2 separate regions of the Homo sapiens genome follow, and region 2 is linked to region 1. Evidence: read pairs that join two places in POLR2A ChIA-PET (ENCODE). Cell type or tissue: PC-9. All regions are shown on one strand. Each heading gives the region's core, and the rest is flanking DNA. Links, peaks and the distances in the headings are about the cores only. Region 1 overlaps IDH1 (isocitrate dehydrogenase (NADP(+)) 1). Region 2 has its middle 3.0 kb from the start of C2orf80.

Region 1 (5,384 bases), core at 167-5,166:
AATACATCCAGGCTTGTCAAGAAACAGACGCTTACTGTCTACTAATCATTACATTTTTATTTAAAGACCAAATTACTTTAGCTCAATTTTTCAAGAAAGACTATTTTAGGCTTCTTATCTAATAATTCTTTAAAGTCAATTCTCTTGACTTTTTTAGTCCTTAAGAGAATAAAAGCAATTTGCAGCTGTGTTGTTGGATTAAAAAAGAGTTTCGATTAGAGCATCATTAGAAGGAATAGATAACTTTTAGCAGGCTCAGAGCTTCTTCTGCCTCTAGGGACAAGCTGGGACAGTTTCATTTCTTCCAAAGCGTCCAACCTTGCACTTTCTGAGAATCAGATTGATTTGTATATGCTACCCCCACACCCTATCCTTAAAGTGCTGTCTTCCTAGGACAATGCACAGTTTGTCCTATCCCACTCACTAGCAGCTTACCCTTGCCTGTGAACAGCCAGAAGAAGATGACAGGGACATGCTTGGGTCCTGGGCAGTGGCCCTACTGTATAGAGATTCTTCTAATTGAGAAATCACTTTGTTGTATTTAGCCCCACATCTCCAATGTCTGTGTTATCTCTAGGAAAACAGTTCCACCAGGAATTCTTCGTCTCGCTTTTAGACTTAAAGTTTCCCTGAATATGGGTCACAGGAACCAGCTGAATCTCCTCATGGCTAGTTATTTTTATTAAATAACAAAAACAGCCTCTTAAAGGAGGAGAAATGCTAGCACTCACCATTCTGGACATCTTGAGAGCCCAGTAAAATGATGAGTTGGACTGAAGTGTTCAATAAACATGAGATTGTGGAAATAATCTCATTTCTTAAGACAAACCAGTAGTTGAGAATAATGATTGCATTATGAAGGGCACGTTATAGGGTCAGGCTCTGCCACGCTCTAGCTAGGTGGCCTTGGGAAAGCTCTTTTTTTTTTAACAAAGTAAAATGGGGAAATGATGGCCATTTTTTTGGATTGTTATGAGGGCTAGCTCAGAAACCGCGTGTGAAACATAACACAATACTTTGTTCAGAGAAGATACTCAATTCTAATGGTAAATAGAATTGCTGTTACTAGCTTTTTATTCAACTACACATAAATTGAATTGCATGAATTGTTCTTTTAGTAGTCACTACGTTGTTTATATAAACACTACGTTGTTTATATATTTCACTTTATAATGAAATAAATGACAAGGCATGTATTTTTTTTTTCTTTTTAGGTTTATTGAAGTCAAAATGTCCAAAAAAATCAGTGGCGGTTCTGTGGTAGAGATGCAAGGAGATGAAATGACACGAATCATTTGGGAATTGATTAAAGAGAAACTCATTTTTCCCTACGTGGAATTGGATCTACATAGGTAAATGAGTTACCCCTCCGTGTAGCAAACTCAGAAAGGATAATCTGGCTGGGCATGGTGGTGCACACGTGAAGTCCCAGCTACTTAGGAGGCAGAGGCAGGAGGATCCCTCAAGACCAGGAATTCAAGTCCAGCCTGGGCAACAGAGTGAGACCCCATCACTTTAAAAAAAAAAGGAAAAAAAAGGGAAGGAGAAACAGGAAAAAAAAAAAGAATATAATCTGAATTATTTTGAGGTGAAGTTAGCTTTTTTTATATAGATATAGCTGTGTTTTGTGAATAAAGTTTGTTTTAAGCCTAAATATATTCAGATGAATCTTCTAATTTTAACATACTGCTAGAAAAACTGGATTTATCATCTAAAAGTCAAGAATTATAAGGGAAAGAATGATTTTCAGATTCTTCTAACCTTCTGTTTCCTGTGAAGGTTTTATTTGTAATAAAACAGTGGCTAAGAATAGTACAATGTATTGAGAAAAGGGAAATAAGAGAGGATGTAAGAAACAGTAAACTAAATGCAGTTAACACAATTTTGTCATTTCAAACTCAATTTTCTATCACTTTACTTAGTCAATGGACCTGTTTCCTTTTCATGCCTCACCTTTTGCCCTTTTCATACAATTGTAGTGCAGAAAGAATTCATGATGTTTCTTAGTTGAACCCCTCCTTTCCAGCAAAATTCCCTTAAATCCTGTGTCCCTTTGCCCTGTGTGTAAAGTGCCTGGGGACAGATGCAAAAGTCTATGTAATTCTCTCATTTTTTTCGCTGTGTTTTTCATAAACTTGCTTCTGTTCTTTGTACCTTTAGGTAGAGATAGAATTTTTAAAAGGGTAAAGTGGCTGAAGACTGGCATAGAAAAATATTGAGCAACACGTTTCAGCCAAACTATTGGCAACTCTAAGTGTGTTTGCCTCAGCCCAGAATTAGTCATCAAAATTTGTCCTAAGGACCTGTTTGAGTGGAGACATTTAATTCACATAATGTCATTAAACATACTTTTTAATTGTTCTAAACCTAAGCTGCTGATGTCTATATTGAAATCATGATAAGATATAAATACTTGCAGAAGTCAACCAAACATAAGAAATTAGGCATAAAAACATCTTCCAACTAGGTTAAAAAAAAAAAGCATCTTAGGAACTCCTGTTTCAGGACTTTACATGACAGTAGGTGAACTGGCAGGGTTCTTTTCCTTATAATGGCTGCAACTAAAGATGCTTTGAGCCTCTTTAGTGTGGAATCATGAGGAGTTTTAAAGGGGAGTCACTATGACTAGGAGGAAAAAATTTGGTGGCTGCAGACTAGATAATTTTTGGAGGCTCAAACAAGTTTTAAATTTTTCCAAAATTCCTATTATTATCACTGACTGGTTCTTTTTCAGGAGAATGGAGCAGGTAGTTTGTTTTATGTAGGCTGGACAGTGGTCTGGGCAATTTGTTCCTTCCTTTCTTATCTTCTTAGAAATGTTAAGAAGACAAGCAAAAAATCTAATAATTTGCTGATAGATTCTCCTTATGAGAAATGGTTCCTAGGAACTTGAAAACTACTGATCATACTTCCTGTTGGAGTTGGGATTGGATCAACATTTCCTATGCAAGAAGATAACAAAGGACATGACTTTGTTAGATTTATATGAATTATCTAAAGTCGAAGCAGTTGGAAGTTATTTTTATTTGGAAATATGTCAAGATTACTATCTCTTTGTTTGCATCATGAGTTGGGTAGGAGATCTAAGAAAGGAAGATAAGGGAACCAAAAAGAAATCTAGAGGCAGGTTTTAAGAGCTGAAAAACCTTTTAAATCCTTGGAGAACAGAATAAACAAAACATTATTTTGTTTTCTTGCTTTTTAACAAACTATTGCATGCTTCAAATAAAGCTTTGCAGTCATTTTCTATGCTCCCTGGACAACTAACATTCTTTCAGCTCTGAATGACCTGCAATCTTTGTGTTGGTGTATATTAAGCTATTACTCTCTGGTATGTAGAAAACCATTGATGGATTCCTTTACTTACCCAATAAATTGTAGGCTTGTTTCCAGAGCAAACACTTGCTCAAGAATTACAGAAGGAATTAGCTGGGCATGGTGGTGCATGCCTGTAGTCCCCGCTACTGGGGAGGCTGAGGCGGGGGAATCACTTGAACCCAGGAAGGCAGAGGTTGAGTGAGCCAAGATCGTGCCACTGCACTCCAGCCTGGGCAACAAAACGAGACTCATCTAAAAAAAAAAAAAAAAGGGAAAGGCTCATTTTATGACTAACTGGCATTAATGAAGTAGTCATTCGCATTTTTGGCATCAACTGTCACATCTTTACCTCCCACCACTTCAACGTCAAAATACAAAAAATCCTTTAACCCCTCCCACCCCCTTTTATTTTTAAAGAGCAATATTTACTAAGGGAAAAAGGTGGTCCTTAGACTTACACTTATTATACTAATTATATGGAGAGAAACCAGGCCATTATTGCCTCTATCTGGTGAAAAACAGGAGGCAAAGGGCAGAGTTTGATGGTTTCCATTCATTTTCCTGATAGACAGCTTCCCATTACAAGAGGAGGGGCAGCCCAGCAGTCTAGCCTCTCTTAGTTCTCTTTGTAGTTGGCACCCATCTTCTGTGTTTAGGGTGTGCCAGTGCTAAAACTTGGCAGATTTTGGTGTACTCAGAGCCTTCGCTTTCTGCATAATGAGCTCTATATGCCATCACTGCAGTTGTAGGTTATAACTATCCATTTGTCTGAAAAACTTTGCTTCTAATTTTTCTCTTTCAAGCTATGATTTAGGCATAGAGAATCGTGATGCCACCAACGACCAAGTCACCAAGGATGCTGCAGAAGCTATAAAGAAGCATAATGTTGGCGTCAAATGTGCCACTATCACTCCTGATGAGAAGAGGGTTGAGGAGTTCAAGTTGAAACAAATGTGGAAATCACCAAATGGCACCATACGAAATATTCTGGGTGGCACGGTCTTCAGAGAAGCCATTATCTGCAAAAATATCCCCCGGCTTGTGAGTGGATGGGTAAAACCTATCATCATAGGTCGTCATGCTTATGGGGATCAAGTAAGTCATGTTGGCAATAATGTGATTTTGCATGTTTTTTTTTTCATGGCCCAGAAATTTCCAACTTGTATGTGTTTTATTCTTATCTTTTGGTATCTACACCCATTAAGCAAGGTATGAAATTGAGAAATGCATATATGTATAACTGTATATTTACACACATTTAGCTAAAGGCAAATACAAATAAACTTACAAATAGGCGTCCATCTCAACACATTTTTTTTCAAACATGCTGTTTTTTTTCCTTTATCCTTTTATTCAGTTATACCATATGATATTGCCATTTTTATGTTGGTAATTTCATATGGTTCAACCAGATCTGTGGTTTTCAACACTGGCTGCACAATAGGATCCCCTTACAAGTTTTTTTGGTGGTTTTGTTTTGCTTTGCTTGATTTGTTTCTTTGTTTTAGTTTCAATGCTTGAGTACCACCCTACACAAATTAAAATCTGAATTCCATGGGGTTCAGGCATTTTAAAGCTCCCCAGGTGAATCTAATGTGCAAACTTGAGAACCACCAAAGATTGTATTAAACATGATCCCATCATGCATAAAAGAAAAAACTGGCTGGGTACTATGGTTCACACCTGTAATCCTAGCACTTTGGAGGCCAATTTGGAAGCACTGCTTGAGGCCAGGAGTTTGAGACTAGCCTGGACAACATAGCAGAACCCTGTCTCTACAAAAATGAAAAGTATTTCAATAATTATGTCAATTGTTCATGGAAGAGCCAGTTTTGTTTATTCATATACAAAGTGAGTAGGCGAAGCTGAGTGGGGTGGCATGTGCCTATAGTCCCAGCTACTTGGAAGGCTGAGGCCTGAGGATCCCTTAAGCCTAGGAGTTCAAGGTTACAGCTATGAGCTATGATCACACCACTGCCTACGCAACAGAGCAAGACCCTGTCTCGAAAAAGAAAAAGAAAAAAAAAACTGACTCGGTAGTTGAAAGCAGCCTTACTAAAGCATTC
Region 2 (5,384 bases), core at 330-5,329, 57 kb after region 1:
CTCCTCCCACGTTCAGACCATATAGGATGACTTCCAGATGTTGCCATGGCATTTGTTAACTGTCATGGCACTGGTGGGAGTGTCTTTTAGCATGCTAATGTATTATAATTAGGGTATAAGGAGAAGTGAGGATGACCAGAGATCATTTTTGCAGTTTTGATTGTTTTTTTTTTTTTTTTTTTTGAGATGGAGTCTTGTTCTGTTATCCAGGCTGGAGTACAGTGGCATGATGTCGGCTCTCTGCAAACTCTGCCTCCCGGGTTCAAGCAATTCTCCTGCCTCAGCCTCCCGAGTAGGTGGGACTACAGGCCACCACACTCGGCTAATAATTTTTGTACGGTTTTACCACATCTCATTTCATAAGTGGAGTCTTTGTGACCTGTGCTTTGCAAAACCAGTCCTGCCAAACTCCTATCTCCTCCCCCATTCAGAGATCTTATACTCCTTTTTAATGTTAAAGGGTTGCAGGAAGATAAAGGTCTCATCTTCCATAACTGCTTCATGCTGAACAGGGGCCATCGTCCCTACCTGCCCTCCTTCTGGAGGCATAGAAAGCTCTCACCATCCGATCTAATGATATATAGGAACTCAATATTTTCTGCAGTGGCACAGGCTGGAACCCTCAGGCCAGCTATTTTTGTCTGGAACTGTTATAACTTGGAAGACATAAACTTTAACAGGATGAACCCCTGTTGAATATAACAAATAATAATTATTTCTAAAAATCAAATAAAAACAAACAGATTTTTAGTAAGAGGCATTTTTATGAGAACAGAAGAAAAACAAAGGTTAATTTTGGGCACAGTCTATCCAGGGGTTAGACTCAAAGCATCTTTAGTTATAGAGCAGGAAGGCAGCGGCAACCTCACACATTTTTCTCATCTATATCACAAGGAATAAGCTTTAGCTTGCAGGGCCTCAGGAGGAAGGTAGTAGTGATTTTGAATTTACTCAGAAAAATGGAAGAAAAATTTGAAAACAGTTTGGGGACTTGTAACCCAGAAAGAATTTAGGAGTCAGTCCAAATTTTGAACAATAATAAAAACCCAAAAAACAATGGTCAAGACTAGAATCTAACAACACGTGTACTATAGTTTTTTGTAGTATAATTTTTTCTCTCTGAAGTCTCTCATTTTTATAAAAGATAAATCGTGGTAGGACCAATTTGTTTGCAAAATAAGTTTTAGTCTTATTATATTTTGCCTGATTTTTGCATAAAGGGCAGCAAGAATAATTATCTGCCATATAGGCTCTTTGTAAATAGGCTTTGATGGAACTTTGTTACATAAATAATCTCAGATTAGGTTTTTTAAGGTCTTGAGCCCAGCCACAGATTTATCTGTGCCAACAAACGCCTTTATGAGTTGGGTGAATTCCTCTCCTCTCGAGGTCCCAAGGTAACTTGGGGCTCCTGGGCCTGTCAGAAAGTGACATTTTTACTTACCACAAGTCAAGAACCCTGTACAGGGACTGCATAGACAAGGTGTGAGGCCAGTTTTCCCAAGGGGCTTTTATTGGCTCTATAAGTCAACTTTGACTCCTTAAAGCAGTCTGTTTATATTTGAAAGCATGCCACAGACTCCGTTTTGGGAAAAAATTCTGTTTTCCTCATGGAACCCCAGGAATTTTTTTTTTTTTTTTCTTGAGACAGAGTCTTGCTCTGTCGCCCAGGCTGGAGTGCAGTGGCACAATTTTGGCGGAATCTCGGCTCACTGCAAGCTCCGCCTCCCGGGTTCACGCCATTCTCCTGCCCCAGCCTCCTGAGTAGCTGGGACTACAGGCACCCGCCACCATGCCTGGCTAATTTTTTGTATTTTTAGTAGAGACGGGGTTTCACCGTGTTCGCCAGGATGGTCACGATCTCCTGACCTCGTGATCCGCCCGCCAAAGTGCTGGGATTACAGGCGTGAGGCACGGCGCTGGGCCGGAACCCCAGGAATTCTAAGTAGATAGATTCCTCTCAAAATCTAAGGCTTTGCTCTGTTTTGCATTGCATTATCTGATCTCTTTGACTTTTGGGTTCAAGAGAAGGGATGACAAGGTGGGTTACAAAGGACATGACTTGCCAGGCATGCTGCATGTCTGGGGCACCCACACAACAGAAGACTGCAATCAGGCTACCAAGCCAGAGGTCTCACAGCCACTTCCCCACCTGTCTAAAATAACGAACATAGGAAAGGACAGAGGAGCCAAAATCAAAGGGGAAAAAAAAGTAGCAAGTTGAAATTGGACAAAGGGAGACTCACCCACCCATCAGGTCTGAATGGTGCCAATTGGTTTTAGTCTGGGTTTCAGGGGGAGGTCTCCATTGTCCCTTCATTTGTTGTCAGAAAGGATGTCACAGGCTGAACACCAAAGGCCCTGTGATATTTGCCTTCGCACATTAAGGAATTCAAGAGCAAGCCAACAGAGTAAAGTGAAAGTAAAGGAATAAAAGGGTGGCTACTCCATAGGCAGAGCTGCTGGTTGGCTATTTTTATGTTTTTTTATGTTTTATGTTTTTGTGGGTTTTTTATGTTTATTTTTATGTTTTTTAAAAATCATATGCTAAACAAGGGATGGATTATTCATTAGTTTTTTGGGAAAGGGGTGGGCAATTCCTGGAACTGAGGGAATTCCTCCTGCTTTCAGACCATATAGGGTAACTTCCAGGCGTTGCCATGACATTTGTAAACTTTCACGGTGCTGGTGGGAGTATCTTTTAGCATATTAATATATTATAATGAGCATATAATGAGCAGTGAGGACAACTAGAGGTCATTTTCATCGCCATCTGGTTTTGGCGGGTTTTGACTGGCTTCTTTACTACATATCATTTTATCAGCCGGGTCTTTGTGATCTGTACCTTGTAAAACCAGTCCTGCCCAACTCCTGACTCACTGGCATGGCATCGGGATAGGCACACTGCCATCACTACCTCCATCAATGTGAGTCTTAGCAATGACCAGCCCCTGATAGACCACTGCACACGTGGACCTTCTATTTGCCTTCAAGGACTGAAGCTGGGAAGGTGACTATTGGGATCGATGAACACTTGGCTGAGTTGGACCAGCTGCAGCAGCCTCAGCTGGGGGCAGGGGTAAGGGAGTTAACAGGGATGAACAAGCCTAGCAAGGTCAAGGTTGAAGTTCTCCAAGGTTGCCTTTGGGTGAAAAGCTCTCTTGATCAAGAAATTGTGGAACACCTTATAATGAGGTATCAACAATAGGGAGTCAAAAAGAAAAATAACTCAGTTTATTTTCTGTTTTTTTGGTTTGTTTGTTTGTTTGTTTGTTTGTTTGTTTGTTTTTGAGACAGGGCCTCACTCTTTCACCCAGGCTGGAGTGGAGGGGTGTAATCACAGCTTACTACAGCCTCAGCCTCCTGGGTTCAAGCAATCCCCCCACCTCAGCCTGCTGAGTAGCTTGGACTGTAGGGACACACCACAATGCCCAGCTAGTTTTTATCATTTTTTGTAGAGACAGGATTTTGCCATGTTGCTCAGTCTGATCTTGAACTCTTAGGCTCAGGCAATCTACCCACCTCAGCTTCCTAAAGTGCTGGGATGACAGGCATGAGCTACCACACCCAGCCTACAGTTTAGTTTTAATTATAAACAAAATATTAGAATAAATTGAAAATGGCTGGGCGTGGTGGCTTATGCCTGTCATCCCAGCACTTTGGGAGGCCAAGGCAGATGGATCATTTGAGCCCAGGAGTTTGAGACCAGCCAGGGCAACATAGTGAGACCTCATTGCTACAAAAAAAAAAATTAATTAAAAAATAAAAAATTGTCTGGGTGCGGTGGCTCACGCCTGTAATCCCAGCACTTTGGGAGGCCGAGGCGGGCAGATCACCTGAGGTCGGGAGTTCAAGACCAGCCTCATCAACATGGAGAAACCCTGTCTCTACTAAAAATACAAAGTTAGCCGGGCGTGGTGGCGCATGCCTGTAATCCCAGCTACTCCAGAGGCTGAGGCAGGAGAATCGCTTGAATCCGGGAGGCGGAGGTTGTGGTGAGCCAAGATCACACCATTGCACTCCAGCCTGGGCAACAAGAGCAAAACTCCATCTCAAAAAAATGAATAAATAAATAAATAAATAAAAGTAAACAGTCATAGTAGAGGAGAGACTGAATTATTTTTTAATTCTCTCTATAGAAAATACTATGAAACCTTGGTCCTATTAACAGATAATCAAAGAGTATGTAAGAAAAAAAGGAATTTTAGTGTATGTTAGGCAGTTAGTAATCATGAAAATATTAATACTGATTTTTTGTTTGTGGTATTTTTCAGCTCTTTAAAATTTGTAACTTGTAATTAATAGTTCTAAATAAACATACAATTTTGTATTAGTTTCATATTTACAATTCTGCATTCTTTTTATTAAAGACGGTCCCCATAATGTATAAACTTCAGGCTCACCAAACCCGGAAGTGTCTAGGTACAATATAAACTCAATATGGAGTGAACAACTAGTTTAGAAAATTCTATATCTAGGGTTTTGTTAGTGTCTTTCATAATATGACCTCAGGTAATCAAGTGACTTACTTGGCCAGTGGAAAGGAGTGGAAATAAAGATTAAGAGGTGTCAATAACAGACACCCAGCCGTAGATGGGCCAGAAGAACAAACTCTGCCCCTAGTCTAGTGGTATAGAGGAGACACAGACAGAAACCATTAACAAGCTTTAAGCAAGGGAGCAAGTGTTTAAGACTAGGAGGCAGGCGTGTGGGCAGGGATTGTCAGGCCTCTGAGCCCAAGCCAAGCCATCACATCCCCTGTGACTTGCACATATACATCCAGATGGCCTAAAGTAACTGAAGATCCACAAAAGAAGTAAAAATAGTCTTAAGTGATGACATTCCACCATTGTGATTTGTTTCTTCCCCACCCTAACTGATCAATGTGCTTTGTAATCTCCCCCCGCTTAAGCAGGTACTTTGTAATCTCCCCCACCTTTAAGAAGGTTCTTTGTAATTCTCCCCACCCTTGAGCATGTAGTTTGTGAGATCCACCCCCTGCCCACAAAACATTGCTCCTAACTCCACCGCCTATCCCAAAACCTATAAGAACTAATGATAATCCACCACCCTTTGCTGACTCTCTTTTCGGACTCAGCCCGCCTGCACCCAGTTGAAATAAACAGCCATGTTGCTCACACAAAGCCTGTTTGGTGGTCTCTTCACACAGACGCACATGAAAGGGATCTCATCTATAATTAGAAAGATGGTGCTAGCTTGAACCCAGGTGATGTTTCTTCAGGATTGCCACTGTTTTGTATTGACATTCATCGAGTAGAATGATCTTTGGGTCATTGGGTACTTTGGGGCACCCTAACTATGTAGGAGCCAGAGTTTCACTAGCTTCCCCAGCAATCCTTGCTTAGTCAATTGATTCCTATGTC

Evidence for each region. ChIA-PET counts read pairs that join two places held together with the same protein. Peaks named below come from ENCODE experiments on the same cell type or tissue, not always from the same donor. Only the 100,000 strongest peaks of a DNase experiment are listed, where the experiment ranks them.
Region 2: POLR2A ChIA-PET joins it to region 1 with 12 read pairs; 7 of 35 experiments call an interaction of 5 or more read pairs at or near these places.

The regions. Positions count from the first base shown.
Region 1 is chr2:208,247,398-208,252,781 of GRCh38, reverse strand. IDH1 (isocitrate dehydrogenase (NADP(+)) 1) reads left to right here. Exons shown (of 10, transcript NM_005896.4): 3 at 1,215-1,352; 4 at 4,122-4,413. The coding sequence starts at 1,231. Among named protein-coding and RNA genes, the nearest start is that of IDH1, 5.0 kb to the left of the region's middle. In PC-9, for the core only: no CTCF peak of the experiment used is centred there; a DNase peak (open chromatin) is centred at 2,251; H3K4me3 peaks cover 2,781 bases; H3K27ac peaks cover 3,006 bases.
Region 2 is chr2:208,190,316-208,195,699 of GRCh38, reverse strand. No RefSeq gene overlaps it. Among named protein-coding and RNA genes, the nearest start is that of C2orf80, 3.0 kb to the right of the region's middle. In PC-9, for the core only: no CTCF peak of the experiment used is centred there; a DNase peak (open chromatin) is centred at 2,879.